Regions from separate parts of the Homo sapiens genome. Here region 2 is linked to region 1. The links are chromatin loops, found by intact Hi-C in ENCODE. Cell type or tissue: heart right ventricle. All regions are shown on one strand. Links, peaks and the distances in the headings refer to the core of each region. The heading gives the core; the rest is flanking DNA.

Region 1 (8,332 bases), core at 118-8,117:
TGGATTACGTTTATTGATTTGCTTATGTTGAACCAGCCTTGCATCTGAGGGATGAAGCTGACTTGATCATGGTAGATAAGCTTTTTGATGTGCTGCTGGATTCGGTTTACCAGTATTTTATTGAGGAATTTTTGCATCGATGTTCATCAGGGATATTGGCTGAAATATTCTTTTTTTGTTGTGCCTCTGCCAGGTTTTGGTATCAGGATGATCCTGGCCTCATAAAATGAGTTAGGGAGGAGTCCCTCATTTTCTATTGTTTGGAATAAATTCAGAAGGAATGGTACCAGCTCCTCTTTGTACCTCTGGTAGAATTTGGCTGTGAATCCATCTGGTTATGAGCTTTTTTTGGTTGGTAGGCTATTAATTACTGCCTCCATTTCAGAACTTGTTATTGGTCTATTCAGGGATTCTACTTCTTTATGGTTTAGTCTTGGGAGGGTGTATGTGTCCAGGAATTTATCCATTTCTTCTAGATTTTCTAGTTTATTTGTGTAGAGGTGTTTATAGTATTCTCTGATGGTGGTAGTTTGTATTTCTATGGGATCAATGGTGATATCCCCTTTATCATTTTTTATTGCATCTATTCGATTCTTCTCTCTTTTCTTCTTTATTAGTCTGGCTAGTGGTCTATCTATTCTGTTGATCTTTTCAAAAAACCAGCTACTGGATTCATCGATTTTTTGAAGGGTTTTTTGTGTCTCTATCTCCTTCAGTTCTGCTCTGATCTGAGTTATTTCTAGTCTTCTGCTAGCTTTTGAATTTGTTTGTTCTTGCTTCTCTAGTTCTTTTAATTGAGATGTTAGGGTGTCAATTTTAGATCTTTCCTGCTTTCTCCTGTGGGCATTTAGTACTATAAATTTCCCTCTAAGCACTGCTTTAGCTGTGTCCCAGGGATTCTGGTATGTTGTGTCTTTGTTCTCATTGGATTCAAAGAACATTTTTATTTCTGCCTTAATTTCGTTATGTACCCAGTAGTCATTCAGAAGCAGGTTGTTCAGTTTCCATGTAGTTGTGTGGTTTTGAGTGAGTTTCTTAATCCTGAGTTCTAATTTGATTGCACGGGGTCTGATAGACTATTATTTCCATTCTTTTCCATTAGCTGAGGAGTGTTTTACTTCCAATTATGTGGTCAATTTTGGAATAAGTGTGATGAGAAGAATGTATATTCTGTTGATTTGGGGTGAAGAGTTCTGTAGATGTCTAATAGGTCCACTTGGTCCAGAGCTGAGTTCACGTCCTGAATATCCTTTTTAATTTTCTGTCTCATTGATCTGTCTAATATGGACAGTGGGGTGTTAAAGTCTCTCACTATTATTGTGTGGGGGTTTAATTCTCTTTGTAGGTCTCTAAGAACTTGCTTTATGAATCTGGGTGCTCCTGTATTGGGTGCATATATATTTAGGGTAGTTAGCTCTTCTTGTTGCATTGATCCCTTTACCATTATGTAATGCCCTTTTTTGTCTTTTTTGATTTTTGTTGGTTTAAAGTCTGTTTTATGAGAGACTAGGATTGCAACCCCTGCTTTTTTTTTGCTTTCCATTTGCTTGGTAAATATTCCTCCATCCTTTTATTTTGAGCCTATGTGTGTCTTTGCACATGAGATGGGTCTCCTGAATACAGCACACTGATTGGTCTTGACTCTTTATCCAATTTGCCAGTCTGTCTTTTAATTGGGGCATTTATCCTGTTTACATTTAAGGTGAATATTGTTATGTGTGAATTTGATCCTGCCATTATGATGCTAGCTGGTTATTTTGCTCATTAGTTGATACAGTTTCTTTATAGTGTCAATGGTCTTTACAATTTGGTATGTTTTTGCAGTGGTTGGTACCGGTTGTTCCTTTCCATGTATAGTGCTTCCTACAGGAGCTCTAGTAAGGCAGGCCTGGTGGTGACAAAATCTCTCAGTATTTGCTTGTCTGTAAACGATTTTATTTCTTCTTCACTTATGAAGCTTAGTTTGGCAGGATATGAAATTCTGGGTTGAAAAATCTTTAAGAATATTGAATATTGGCCCCCACTCTCCTCTGGCTTGTAGGGTTTCTGCAGAGAGATCCGCTCTTAGTCTGATGGGCTTCCCTTTGTGGGTAACCCGACCTTTCTCTCTGGCTGCCCTTAACATTTTTTCCTTCATTTCAACCTCAGTGAATCTGATGATTATGTGTCTTGGGGTTGCTCTTCTCAAGGAGTATCTTTGTGGCATTCTCTGTATTTCCTGAATTTGAATATTGTCCTGTCTTGCTAGGTGGGGAAGTTCTCCTGGATAATATTCTGAAGAGTGTTTTCCAATTTGGTTCCATTCTCCCCGTCACTTTCAGGTACACCAGTCAAACATAGGTTTGGTCTTTTCACATAGTCCCAATTTCTTGGAGGCTTTGTTTATTCCTTTTCACTCTTTTTTCTCTAATCTTGTCTGCATGCTTTATTTCATTAAGTTGATCTTCAGTCTCTGATATCCTTTGTTCCACTTGATCGATTCAGCTATTGATACTTGTGTATGCTTCACAAAGTTCTCGTGCTGTGTTTTTCAGCTCCATCGCGTCATTTATGTTGTTCTCTAAACTGGTTATTCTAGTTAGCAATTCATCTAACCTTTTTTCAAGGTTCTTAGCTTCCTTGCATTGGGTTAGAACATGCTCCTTTAGCTCCGATTAGTTTGTTATTACCCACCTTCTGAAGCCTACTTCTGTCAATTTGTCAAACTCATTCTCTGTCCAGTTTTGTTCCCTTGCTGTCGAGGAGTCGTGATCTTTGGAGAAGAGGCATTCTGGTTTTTGGAGTTTTCAGCCTTTTTGTGCTGGTTTTTCCTCATCTTCATGGATTTATCTACCTTTGGTCTTTGATGCTGGTGACCTTTGGATGGAGTTTCTGAGTGGATGTCCTTTTTGTTGATATTGATGCTATTCCTTTCTGTTTGTTAGTTTTCCTTCTAACAGTCAGGCCCCTCTGCTGCAGGTCTGCTGGAATTTGCTGGAGGTCCACTCCATACCCTGTTTGCCTGATTATCACTAGTGGAGGCTGCAAAACAGCAGAGATTGCTGCCTGTTCCTTCCTCTGGAAGCTTCGTCCCAGAGGGGCACCCACCAGATGCCAGCTGGAGCTCTCCTGTATGAGGTGCCTGTTGACCTCTGCTGGGAGATGTCTCCCAGTCAGGAGGTATGGGGGTCAGTGACCCACTTAGGAGGCAGTCTGTCCCTTAGCAGAGCTTGAGCACTGTGCTAGGAGATCTGCTGCTCTCTTCAGAGTCAGCAGGCAGGAATGTTTAAGTCTGTTGAATCTCTGTCTTATTTTATTTTTGAGACAGAGTCTCACTCTGTCACCCAGGCTGGAGTGCAGTGTTGCAATCTCAGCTTACTGCAGCCTCTGCTGCCCAGATTCAAGCGATTCTCATGCCTCAGCCTCCCAGGTAGCTGGGATTACAGGTGCACACCACCATGCCCAGCCAATTTTTGTATTTTTAGTAGAAATGGGGTTTCACCACACTCGTCAGGCAGGTCTCGAACTCCTGGCCTCAAGTGATCTGCTTGCCTCGGCCTCCCAAAGTGCTAGGATTACAGGTGTGAGCCACTGCACCAGGCCATAGTGTTAGGATTTAAACCCAGATGCCCAGCTCAGACCCAGAAACTACCAACCACCCTTCCCTGCTATCAGGCAATTGGTCCACTGTGAAGTGGAAACCACTTCTTGCTGTGGGCTAGTAGCTATTTTCAAATCCTTATTATGTGGTTCCCACTTCTCCTACCCACACCCAGAGCAGGGAACATTAGCAATGGCAGGAAGGAAACCATCTCCATTCAGGAGGTGGGGAGAGCCTGCCAGATTCTGATGGCTGCTGGACATTAGCAACTTGGCCACAGTCACTTTTCCTGAAATGTTCGATTGTTTTCAGAAATGGCAAGGTCTTGGCAGCTGAGCACACAGAGGAGGTGGGGTCAGGTGTCTTGCAATTCCAGGGCCAGAATCCCCTCACAGACTCCTTCTCCAGTAGGGGCAGAGGTGGACTGTCTGGGGAGAAGCCCTTAGCTAAGGAGCTGCAGTGTGTCATGAAACCTTCTAGCAATGGGGAGTGATTAGCATCTTCCTTTTGAAGAGAGCTGTGCTCAGAGAGGTCTTGTTTGTTGCTTAAAAATCACAATAATTAAATGGGAGAGTTGGGACTTGTGCTAGAGTTCATTCGACTAAATCTGATGGTCTTTCCAAGTATGCACAGGACCTTTCAAGGGGCAGGTGATGAAACTGGGGCCTCCTGCTACCATGGCAGTTCTCAAGGTCATCCCTTGTACAGGAAAACACCCCTGGATAATGCGGCACCCCGTGAGATGTGGAATCTTCCAAGAGAGAGCTGGTACATCAATAGCACTATTTGTAATAATATTAAAATAACAGTATTTGTACCCATCATTTATTGAGTGCACACCATGTACTAGGCACTATTCTAAGCACTTTACACTTATGAACTAACGTACTCCTCAAACAGCCTTATGAGCAAGGTGCTATTATTATCCCCATGTTAGAGATGAAGCAATGGAGGTTTGGAGAGTTTAAGCAACTTGCCCAAGGTCACACAGGTGGAATTTAGGGAAGAAGTAGGCAATCTGTGTATTTATTTTCTCAAGCACTTTGATGAGGGCTTTCTCTGGATTCTGTTCCCTCAGCCGTTTATTCACTCATGCATTCATTTCCCCAACATTCATAGGAGGTTACTATGTGCCATGCCCTGTGTGTAACACCAGGGCTCAACAAGGGACCAAGAGGTAACCCAGCCCTTGAGGGCAGTTCTGGTGCTGGTGGCAGACTCTGAGTTGTCCCCTCTTCTCCATTCCTCCCTTTTCCTGTAGGGATATTGTTGTAACCAGAAACAAGACTACATTGTTCCCAGCCTCCTTTCAACTAAACCTGACCACATGACAAAGTTCTGGCCAACAGGACACAAGCAAAGGTGAAAAGTTCCCTTCTGAGTCTTCCCTTTCAAAGGGCTGGGCCTGTGTGTCCTCACTGTCTGCCCTCCTTCCACCACTGTGTCTGGGAGGTGACTAGAATCAGAAGAGCCACCATGGGGCCACTACTGGGAGTCACGTGTTGAGGATGGCAAAGCTGTCTCACCAGCCCTGGACTGTTAACATGAGAGAGTAATGAAGTTCCAGGTTGTTTAAGCCACTGTATCTAGGGTTCTCTTTATTACAGCAACTAGACTGTACTCTCAGTATGCCACCACTGAAAGGAGCCAACAAGAACCCTGGCTCACAAAATATGTAAGAAAGAAGAGGCCGGGTGCTTTGGCTTACACCTGTAATCCCAGCACTTTCAGAGGCCGAGGCAGGTTGATAGCTTGAGGTCAGGAATTTGAGACCAGCCTGGCCAACATGATAAAACCCCATCTCTACCAAAAAATACAAAAATTAGCCAGGCATGGTGGTGCACACTTGTAGTCCCAGCTAGTGTAGAGGCTGAGGCTGGAGAATTGGTTAAACCCAGGAGGAGGAGGTTGCAATGAGCTGAGATCACGCCACTGCACTCCAGCCGGGGTAACAGAGTGAGACCATCTCAAAATCAAAAAGAAGACAGGTGTATACAAATTCAGGTTTACAGTCTTGACCTCCAGATTTCCCCAGCAGAAGTGGGAAGGGGAGTACATTGGCAGTCAACACAAAGAAGAAGATACTGGCTGGGCACGGTGGCTCACACCTGTAATCCCAGCACTTTGGGAGGCTGAGGTGGGTGGATCATGAGGTCAGGAGATCGAGAGCATCCTGGCCAACATGGTGAAACCCTGTCTCTACTAAAAATACAAAAAATTAGCTGGGCATGGTGGTGCATGCCTGTAGTCCCAGCTACTCCGGAGGCTGAGGCAGGGGAATCAGTTGAACCCAGGAGGCGGAGATTGCAGTGAGCTGAGATCGCGCCACTGCACTCCAGCCTGGAGACAGAGCAAGACTCCATCTCAAAAAAATAAAAATGAAAAAAAGAAGACCCTGAAAGAACAGATATACATACACATTGAGCGCTTGTTCTGTGCTGGGCACTGCACAAAACATCATACACATCGCTTCCCATTTAATCTCAGCAGCCCCATGAATGGGCACCATGATTATCCCACCTGACAGATGACCAGGAGCTGGTCCTCAACTTGGCTTCACCCCTTATCCCCAGGAGATGTCGTGGATCTGGCTGCTGGCCAGCAGTACAAATAGCCACCTGCCTTTGGAACACCTGTTTACTTAGGCAGGATCCATCTGCTCTTTCATAAAGAACTCTGTAGGGTCGTTCACAACCAATGACTTGAACAAGAGAAACCAACCTCCGTGCTTATTGACTCATTGATTCATTCGCCAATTATTCCCAAGTGCATACTTTATTTCCACTACTGTATAAGGCATTGAGAATTTAATGGTGACAGCAAACAGATGTGGTCCTTGCCTTCTGAAACTCACAGTCTAATGGAAGAGACAGAAGTTAATGAAGTAAGCACACACACAAATGTAGAAAGACTCTTGTGATAACTGCTTCAAAAAACAGAAATTTAATGTCGAGGGGAGAATAAAGGAAACATTTGGCTTAGTCCCAGAAGTCTTTCCTGGGGAAGCAAAGACCTAGCTGAGAACTGAAGAAAGGATGGGTGTCAATTAGTCTCTAAAAAGAAGGAGTGATGGAGCCCAACAGCTCGGCATATGCACAAACAGTGAGACTGGGTTGGGGAGTAGTGGAAGGTATACCAGAATGGAGAGACCTGGATGGGTAGAGGGAGGTGAGTGTGTTCAGGAAGCAGCTGGAGAGCTGGGAGAGGCCAGGCCATGCAGGGATTCCCAAGCCATACAACAATTGCAGGTCTTATCATTAGGACAACAAGGAGTCGCTGAGGGGTTTAAACACAGTGGGTGGTATGATCCAATTTGTGTTTCCAGAATAACCTTCTGGCATCCAGGCAGTGAATGAATCTAGGATACAAGACTACATAAAGGGAGGCCCTTGGAGAAAGGGAATTGTCAGTAACTGCTGCCTTCCTGAGCAAACTCATCCATAGGGCTTCAGACATCATTCAGAGCTCAAGAACATCTGAGAAGTCAGGGAAAGTAGACAGTGGGGAGCAAGATTAGAACCTAGGTCTCCTGTATCCAGTCCAGGGCTTTCTCCTCTCTTCTGGGTGAATAACGATCCATTCAAAATGACCCTCGCAACAGAGCAGAATTTTGTCACTAGCCCCACTTTACCTGTGGCTAATCCCCACACTCTGTGGCCAAGAAGGTACTCAAGCAGGAGATGGAGAAAATGCAAAGAGGTGACAGGATTTGGTAGAATGTTATGATCCCTTTGCTGGGCTGAAACCAAGTTGAATTTTTCCCCTTGTTTTCCAAATTAATTCAACATTCCAAATAAATCCGGGGAGATTTAATTGAGGGCCCTTTCATGTGGATTGAAACTCATAAATTGCAATTTGCTGAGTTGCAGGAAGGCAGAGAATTGCATCCCATCTTCTCCCACTTGGCACCACCCTGAAGGGTCTGGAAGGAGAGAAAACTCTTGGGAAGGCTCCCAAGTGAGTTTTGGGCTTCATGTATCAAACTCAGTAAAGACTAGAGGGAGGATCAACAGAATTTGAAAGCAGGGAAAATGGCCAGAGGTAGCCACAGCTGATGTCATGGGGAGAAAGCAAAACCCCAAGATGACAGAATTGAGGTGCAAAGGAGTCTTCAGGCTCAAGGAGCTAAGAATAGGGGGAAGACCACCCCCAATATGCTTCATTGATGAGCTCTCTGAGAATGGAGCTTGGAAAAGAGGAATATTCTTGGAAAACATAGGGGAAAAAAAGACTTTGTATATGGATCTGAGGAGTTTTTCTCTGTGGAGGTGGACCCATTGTTGCCAAGAAGGTGTGAACAGAGTGTTCAAATAACCATTTGAAGATATTGATCCCTATAGCTTCAGTACTGCTATAGTTATAACTTGCCTTTACTAGACACATCTGTGCAAGTTGGCTTGGGGGTGATATATGGCACAGATCCTACATTAATGTATCACTTCTTCAGGAGACACTTCGGGAATAACCGAGAGTTTCATTGTTCTATTTCTGAATCTAGAATAATATGGAAGAATCTTCATTAGGAGACAGGAGGGGTTTGTACAACTTTGGGGTTGCTAGTGGGCTGAACACACCATTTGGAGAATGGATGAGAAAGTCGTTCCTGGTGTGATGGGTATAAACAGTCCCACTGAGTGCATGGGGCAGAAGGATGCTAGACAAGAACTTACACACCTCTAAGTCACTCCTTAGTTCTCCTGATTTCTTCCCATACCCAGGTGTTGTGGACTGAATTATGTTCTCCCAAAATTC
Region 2 (8,332 bases), core at 141-8,140, 48 kb before region 1:
GCTCACCATGGTATCCCAGGTTTTAGCTCAGAGCTGGCACTGAGTAGGAACTTAGTAATTGACAAGTGAATGAATCATGGCTCTTGGCAACTTTGAGTGGCTTTGCCTCTTGTCTGTGAGCTCTCAGGGGGAGATGCCTGGCTTAGAGCCCCTCTGCCTAGTTCCACCTGGCTCTCCTCTCTGGGAGAGCTCTGCTGGCCTCATCCTGCCAGATCCTTCCTCCCAGGTCGTCTGCTTTCCAGGCCCAAAGGCTGCATCGAGGGCCAAGATGGCTGCCAGAGCCAGGAGGGAGGGAGGGAGGGAGCGGGGAGGACCTGTGTTGGCAGAAGAGAGTTGGAGGCCCTCTTGTGTGGTGCCACTGGGGCTGGTGCTGGGTCTCAGTGTGGCTGGCAGTCAGTGGGCCGCAGCCAGCTCAGCCCTCCTATCCAGAAACACCACCCACCTCCAGGCTCCAGACCCCTCTCCACCCCGCTGGGCTGGGGATGCAGTCTCCATTAGGGAAAATGCTGAGTTAGACAGAGGCTTCCCCTTTGCCCGGCCTCCAGCCTTGTCTCTGGGTCCCTTACAGAAACACTTCATTTTCAGGCACAAGCTGAGGCCGAGTGGGGAAAGAAGCTCCACAGGCCAAATATTTGTAAGCAGAGCTGTTTTCCCAAGCAAAGCAGAACCAGATGCCACTGCCCTCCAGTGGAGGCCGGGCCCTGGCACTGGGAGGCCAGTCTGGGGGGTGGTCAGGGGGAGGCTGGCCAAGGATTGCCATGTGGGGTCCCGCAGAGCCAGCTGCTTCTTAAGATGTTCTTACGCAGTGGTGATCAGAATGTCACAGCATCCAGTGGGCCGCTTTTCCAGGCAGTTATCACCTGCCAAAACCCTGAGGCTCAAGGTTTTACCTGGTAGGAAAAACTGACCTAAGGCCTAGGTCTCAAAGGATTCTATATTTATTGATAATAGAAAGTGTGCCCAGCACCAACCACTTCATCAAGGATGAAAAATGGAAAAACAGGAGTCCTCAGGAGGGTATTTTTTTGAGCTTGAACTAGAAGTCTATCCTCAGGAAGCAGATCTTTAGGGTCTTAGACCCTGGGGAAGCCCCGAGTGTGGATGGAGATGGGGACTGGCCTCAGATCCGAATCTGCTTACTCTGTGAAACCACAGTAGATCCAGCAGAAGGCAGGAAGATTCCTTTATTTATTTATTTATGAGACAGCATCTTGCTTTGTCACCCAGTGGTACAATCACAGTTCACTGCAGCCTCAATCTCCTGGGTTCAAACGATCCTCCCACCTCAGCCTCCTGAGCAGCTGGGGCTACAGGCATGAGCCACCACACCTGGCTAACTTAAAAAATTTTTTTCTTGTAGAGATAGGGGTCTCCCTATGTTGCCCAGACTGGTCTCAAACCCCTGAGCTCAAGGGATCCTCTTGTCTCGGCTTCTCAAAGTGCTGGGATTATAGGTGAGAGCTTCCGTGCCTGGCCCAAAAACTCCTTAGTGAAAATTTGGAGGGATGCGATCTCTCTCCAGGAAATCTCCAGAGGAATATTTTTCTATGTTACATACATATTGTGTAATAAAGGGTCTGCCTGGCCTTTGCCCCAGCCCCTGGGAAGTGACTTCTAAACCCTCGGAATTTCCCAAGTGATAGGAGGGTCTTTGTTCTTCATGGTGGGCCCCTCAGACCACATCTGATAGTTTATGCTAACAAGTGACTCACGGTGGTCCCCTGCAGGGTTTATGGTAAAAGGATAGTTCAGGACAGGGGCTGGCCACGCTGGAAAGACCAACCACATAATGAGAGGGTTGGGGGGCTTTGACCCACGTGTTATCAGCCCCAGCCTCTGGGGTGCAAGGTTCTTGTATCAGTTCAAACCTCCAGAGCAGGCCAACAGACAACACGAGGCTGTGTGGAGCAACATGCTGTTTTAATGAGCGTCTAAAATGGTGTCAGCCCCAAGCGAGGATGGGGCAAAGGTTTTATAGTCTCCTGTAACAGGAAGTGTCCTAGTCTGACGTAACTGCTACGTAGTACCCGGATGGCCTCTTTCTAGATCTTCAGGGGTACGTGTCTTCCGGCCACGGTAGGTGTCTTCCCGCCAGCTCTCTTCCTGCTTCTGCTATTTTGCTGGCGCACGCTTCTGGCACAAGTAGCCTTGCACCTTGGGACTGGGCCTGAGAAGGGAGGAGTTATTCATCTCCTTAAGCTTTCAGGCCCCCCACGGGAAAGGGAGAGGGACTGGGGATTGAGTTCAAGTGCACCTCCAGTGATTCAACCCAGCATGCCTCTGGGATGACACTTCAATAAAAACTCTGGACACCGAACTCTGCTGAGGTCCCCTGGTTGGCAATACTCTTTGAATACTGCCATCCATGTGTGCCAGGAGGGCGACGTGTCCCCGAGAACAATGGAAGCTTTTACTTGAAACCTTCCCAGACTTCATCATCAGTATCTCTTCCCATCTGTATCCTTTTGCTATAATAAAACTATCATTGTAATGATAGCACTTTACTGAGTTCTGTGAGTCTTTCTAGTAAATTATCAAACCTGGGGGAGCCCATGGGAATCTCTTGAGGGTGTAGCTAATTGGTCTGAGCAAAGGTAGCCCTAGGGAACCCCAAACTTGTCTGAAGTGAGGGCAGTTTTGTGGCAGACTGTGCCCTATAACTTGCAATGTTTAGCCCAACTGGGTCCATATGGATATAGATGTAGATCCACACACACATACTCATTGACATACACACATTTGCAAAGATTGGATTTCACTATAAATCCTGTTTTCTAAGATGCTCTTTTCACTTGACTCTTGTTGCTGGTGTCTTACCTAGGATCTGGCCTATTTCCAGGTGACTCCAGAAACCCAGCCAGTGTTCTAGGATTTGGCTTGTTTTCCCCATATTTGGGACAGGTGGGCAAGCCCACCATTAGCTTCTCACCATTACCTGGTTCCCAGTCCCATAGCTGGCCCTTGTCTCTGCTGGTCACTTTGAAGCACCTCTGAAGAAAGACCTGGTTGGTTTAGGAAGGCCAGGGGTGGGAGGGAGACCCGGGCCTACAGCAAGCCCTTTGGAGTCCGAGGTGTGGCCCAGGGCAGGGATCTGGAACAGACCAGGACACCAATATGAGCCAAAGCAGTAGCCCTACACAGGCTCTAGCCTACATGGATTTCTGGATTTGGGGCCAGGCCCAACCAGCCCTAGAGTCAAAGATCCAGCCTGAGGTCTCAGAATGGAGTTCAGCCGACTGAGGCTCCAGCCCTTCACTAGCTGATGGTCTACTGCAGCTGCTGGGGCAGCCCTAGCTCCCCATATGCCAGGCCCTCCTTCACTGCTTCTCTTTGGCCTTTGGAGCTTGAGTGGAGTGACGGGAAGGAAGGCAGACAGAGAGACAGGCAATGTCCACCAACCTTACTATCATATGCAGAGCCTGAAACTGAGCTTAGACATCTCTATGTCAGTGATTCCCCAACTCTAGTGCCTGTCAGAATCACCTGGGGAATCTATTCATAAAGCAGATTTCCAGGCAACCAGCCTCCAGAGAGGCTCAGCCATTAGGGCTGGAGTGGGGCCCAGGAACCTGCAATGGTGACATGTGCTTGCAGGTGTATCTGATAGAGTTGGGCCCAAGTTACTTTCTAGTCTACCCCCTTTGATTCTTGAGGCTCAGAGTGGGTAGGTGACTTTCCAATTTCACAGAGCTAATGGACATCAGAATTCAGGTGAAAACCTAACCCAAGGTAGGCTGGCGATGTTAGGGCTGGCTAGATGCAGGGCAGAGGACAATTTGAAGAGGCCCAAGAAGAACCTCACGGAGAAAGATGCCACCATGTTTGAAATCCCATTAGATGCACACTCCTCTGGGCCTTGAAAACTTTTGATTTCCCAGAGTCCCCTCTTAATATGTTAATTTTTCTGGGGTGGAAGCGTCCTATGTTATTGCAGTGGGCACATTACAACAACTGGCTTCATGTGCCTTCCTGCAGGGATGGGGCACTGTTCACATGCCAGGCATTAGGGGCTCTGGATGGGGCCAGGCTCTCTGGAAAGGGCTGCAGGTGCACCCTAGAAGCAGTCCTTACCTGCTTAACCATCTTAGAAGAAAACGTCCTGGCAGAGAAGCATGGTGTTTTAGAGTCAGCCTAGCCTGGGTTTGAGTCCAGGATCTGCCACTCCCAGTCCTGTGGCCTTCAGCAATCTAGTCACTCCATTGCTCTGTGTCCTCACTTATATCCTGGCAAAATAGATATAAACTAACACTGTCTCATTGGGCTGGTGCAAAACTCTAGAACAAGCTAAATCCTCAGATCTGTGCCCTGACCGCCATGATCTGCCTGAACTTGGGGAGGCAATGAAGAGACCCACAGTTACGTAAAGTCACCCTGCCCTCCCTCTTGGGGCTGCAATGAGTGGTGGCTCTGAGCAGACAGCTTTGTCTGCCAAGGTCCCCTGGCCACCAGGTTTCTCTCAGGCTTGGGTACCAGAAGACACCGAGACCTTGTCATCCAGCAGGGGGTGCACATTCTTCCCCATGGCTGGCATCTGGAAACTCATCCCTGCTCTTTCTTCCCCTCAGGAAACAACGACAAAGCCAGACTCCCTTCCTGGGGGACAGTGCTGCTTCCTCCCCACAGGAATGGCAGTGGGGAGAATTTTTCCCTCCCCTCCCCACATACTAACCACAACTGGGCTGCTCCTCCATTCCCTCCCTCCTCCTCAGGCTGGCGGAGCCTGGCAGGGTGGAGGTCCCTGGGAAAACTCCCCAGACTGAGCTGAAAAGCCGGCAGACATTGCCCTGGGGCCTTGGCAGAGGGCTGGGCTCAGGACACCTCCTCCTGGGCTCAGACTCTGGTTAGGATGTGCTGACGTGATGTCTGGCGGTTTGACACTGGCTTGGTGGGGGTGCACTTTGCAGGTGACATACCACTTTGTGGCCCTGGGTTTCCAGAGGCGAGGCCTGCTCCGCCAAGGGAAGGATGGCCAGACAGTTCAGCACCCAGGGATGAGGATGAAGGGGTGGGGATGGCAGAGATGGGGCTGAGGGATGGTGCTCCAGAAGTAGAGGAGCACCAAAGCCTCTAGGCCTGCCTCTGCCTGCAGAAAGCCACTGATGAATGTCTAGTCCTACAAGGGTCTCATCTGGGAATTGGAAGGCACCTTGGCCACCTGCTCCTGGCTTCTCACCCTACAACAGAGCAGCCTGTACAACCTCAAATAAATGCTCACAACCGTACCTCGGACATGTGCAGCTCTCTTTCCCAAGGGAGGGTACTCTTGCTCACATTTCTTACTTTAAAAAAATGTGTCTCCAAATGGTTACTAGGTGCGGGGAAGGGTAGTGAGGTTGTAGTGGGAGGTGGGGGTGGTTAATAAGTTAAAAAATAGTTAAAAAGAATGAATAAGACCTAGTATTTGATAGCACAACAGGGTGACTATAGATAATAATAATTTAATTGTACATCTAAAGTAACTAAAAACGCCGGACGCAGTGGCTCATGCCTGTAATCCAAGCATTTTGGGAGGCCAAGGCGGGCAGATCACTTGAGGTCAGTTCAAGACCAGCTTAGCCAACATAGTGAAACTCTGTCTTTACTAAAAATACCAAAAAAAAAAAAAAATTAGCCAGGCATGGTGGTGTGTGTCTGTAATCCCAGCTATTCGGGAGGCTGAGGCAGGAGAATGGCTTGAACCTGGGAGGTGGAGGTTGCAGTGAGCCGAGATCATGCTACTGCACTCCAACCTGGGTGACAGAGCAGGACTCCATCTCAAAAAAAAAAAAAAAAAAAGAAATAGGAAAGAAAAAGTAACTTATAAAAGAGTGTAATTGGATTGTTTGTAACACAAAGGATAAATGCTTGAGGGAATGGATACCCCATTCTCCATGATGTACTTATTTCACATTGCATCCCTGTATCAAAACATCTCATGTATCCCATAAATATATACACCTACTATGTACCAACAAAAGTAATCAAAAATTAAAAAGATATGAGTCTTCATTGTACAAAAGTTGAAATATAGATAAGAAAAAATAAAAAGAATTATCCCTAACTTACCATTTACAGAAAATCACTCTTGACATTGTATTGCATTTTCTCTCAAACTTTTATATGGCATAAAACAGGGCAATTCAAACTGTGGTCTGCAAACTGTACCAAACTATCAACTTGCAATAGATTGAAGGTTGTAAAGTCATCCCTCCGCCTCGCTAGTTTGAGGAGCACTAATATAGATATTATTTTAATAAAAATAGAATTGTACTCCACTCACAAAACCCTACATCCTGTTTTGGGACTGCTTCCTGCTCCATCTGCATGGTGGACCTCTCTTGCTATGACACGCTGTGTTATTTTATTTTATTTTATTTTATCTTTTATTTTATTTTATTTTATTTTATTTTATTTTATTTTATTTTTTGAGACAGAGTCCTGCCCTCTCACCCCGGAAGGAATGCAGTGGCACAATCTCAGCTCACTGCAACCTCTGCCTCCTGGGTTCAAGGGATTCTCCTGCCTGAGCCTCCTGAGTAGCTGGGATTACAGGCATGTGACACCACATCCTGGAATGGACAGAACTTCACCTGGCTAATTTTTGTATGTTTAGTAGAGATGGGGTTTCACTGTGTTGGCCAGTCTGGTCTCAAACTCCTGACCTCAAGTGATCTGCCCACCTCAGCCTCCTAAAGTTCTGGGATTACAGGCGTCAGCCACTGTAGCCAGGCTGACACATTGTGTTTAATGGCCACTCACTTCCATGGCATGATTGTTCCACAGTTTTGGTTTCCAGTCCTTAAGGTTGGAATGAACATGGTTCTCAACTTGCAGGATAATATACCGGATGAACATCCTTGTTCATTCTTTGTGTGCACTGGTGTCATTAATTCCTTCAGATAAAGTTTTAGAAATGGAATTGCTGGGGGCAAAGGATGCACACCATTTTATTTTACTTTATTATTATTTTAAATAGTGACAGGGCCTCATAGTGTTCCCCAGGGTGATCTTGAACTCTTGGCCTCAAGTGAGGCTCCTGTCTTGGCCTCCCAAACTACTGGGATTACAGGTATGAGGCTGTAATCATGCCTGGCCACACATCTTCAGATTTTAGACACCTATTGTCAAAATTGTGTAAAGAAAAGTGGACCCAGTTCATACCTTCACCAGTAAGTTATGAGAGCTCAGGTGTTTGAGGCGGGTTTCATTTAAAGGTCCATTGTATAAAACACCTCTTCCAATGAGAGACTTTCAGAGATTTGGAGACCATGGTCATGGGTACCCTTTACCAAGATCCTCACTGCCAGGTTCTTCAGCCACCCCTCAACAATAGCAGGGCCAGAAGGGGCTTAGAGTTTCCCTTAACCAAGAGTTCCCTATGTGGGCTCCATAAAACGCTGTTCTGCAGGACGTTAATTGGTACTTACTAGACAAAAGAATTTATGATGAAATAATCTTGGGGATCAGTGACTTAAACAAATCCAAGGAGATGTTCTCTGCTACAGGGCTTCTCAGAGCATTTATATGCTAAGGATCCTTATTTATCTCCAAGAAGGGGCTGGAGTGAGCAAAGTTTCCCAAACACATCTGAGCATGGAATCTTTCAGTGAAGTGCAGCTCAAAGAACCAATGGTCTGTGAAACACCCTTCCCTAGCAGAGTGGTTTTTAAACTTTTAAAAAGCCATAGAACTCGTTCTTCAGATTATTTTCTGCAAGAAATCTCAATTTATGTGAAGCGGACACAAAACAGGGATGAAACAGACCAAAGCACGGATGGGACAACACAGATAATGACAGTGATAATTCTCTGGCCTTCCCAGTGTGCCCCCTAAGAAGGTATCTCAGAACTCCTAGGGGCCTATGTGGCACCATTTGAAGAACACAGTTTCCTCTGCCTTATCTTTTTTCCCCCCTGCAAGAACAGGATGCAGATGAGTCCCAGGCACTCCCAGGATTCCCTGGAGCCTCACAGCTGGAAGGGACCTCTCTCCTGTTGCAAAATTTGCTACTGTACAATAAACAAGGGGTGAGGAAGTGTTTCCCAGAATTATACGGGTAAACAGTCTTAACTTGGGCAGCCACCTATAGCCCATGATCACCAACAGAAAGGGTGTGGTCATCATCATGAGCACATGGGGTTTGAAATTGGGTTAAGTCCAAGCTCTACCACCAACACACTGAGTAAATCTGGGAAAGTGCTTAGGCAGACCGAGCCTCAGTTTCCCTATTGTAAAGTGGGTGTGGAGCAGAGAATGTGGCCCACTTAGGAGTACATGCATATTATGGAGTCAGTCACCATAGATTTGTGTCCCAGCTTGGACACTTACTAAGTGGGTACTCTCAGCCAAGTCA

The links. A loop is a pair of places that touch in the nucleus more often than their neighbours do. Peaks named below come from ENCODE experiments on the same cell type or tissue, not always from the same donor. Only the 100,000 strongest peaks of a DNase experiment are listed, where the experiment ranks them.
Region 2: a loop joins it to region 1, with 6 times the contacts of the local background. A loop is called at or near these places in 2 of 110 quality-filtered maps.

Annotation. Positions count from the first base shown.
Region 1 is chr11:44,432,841-44,441,172 of GRCh38, reverse strand. No RefSeq gene overlaps it. Among named protein-coding and RNA genes, the nearest start is that of ALX4, 130 kb to the right of the region's middle. In heart right ventricle, for the core only: a CTCF peak has its summit at 3,988; a DNase peak (open chromatin) is centred at 3,792; H3K27ac peaks cover 1,727 bases.
Region 2 is chr11:44,480,578-44,488,909 of GRCh38, reverse strand. No RefSeq gene overlaps it. Among named protein-coding and RNA genes, the nearest start is that of CD82, 81 kb to the left of the region's middle. In heart right ventricle, for the core only: a CTCF peak has its summit at 4,511 (motif pointing right); a DNase peak (open chromatin) is centred at 4,498.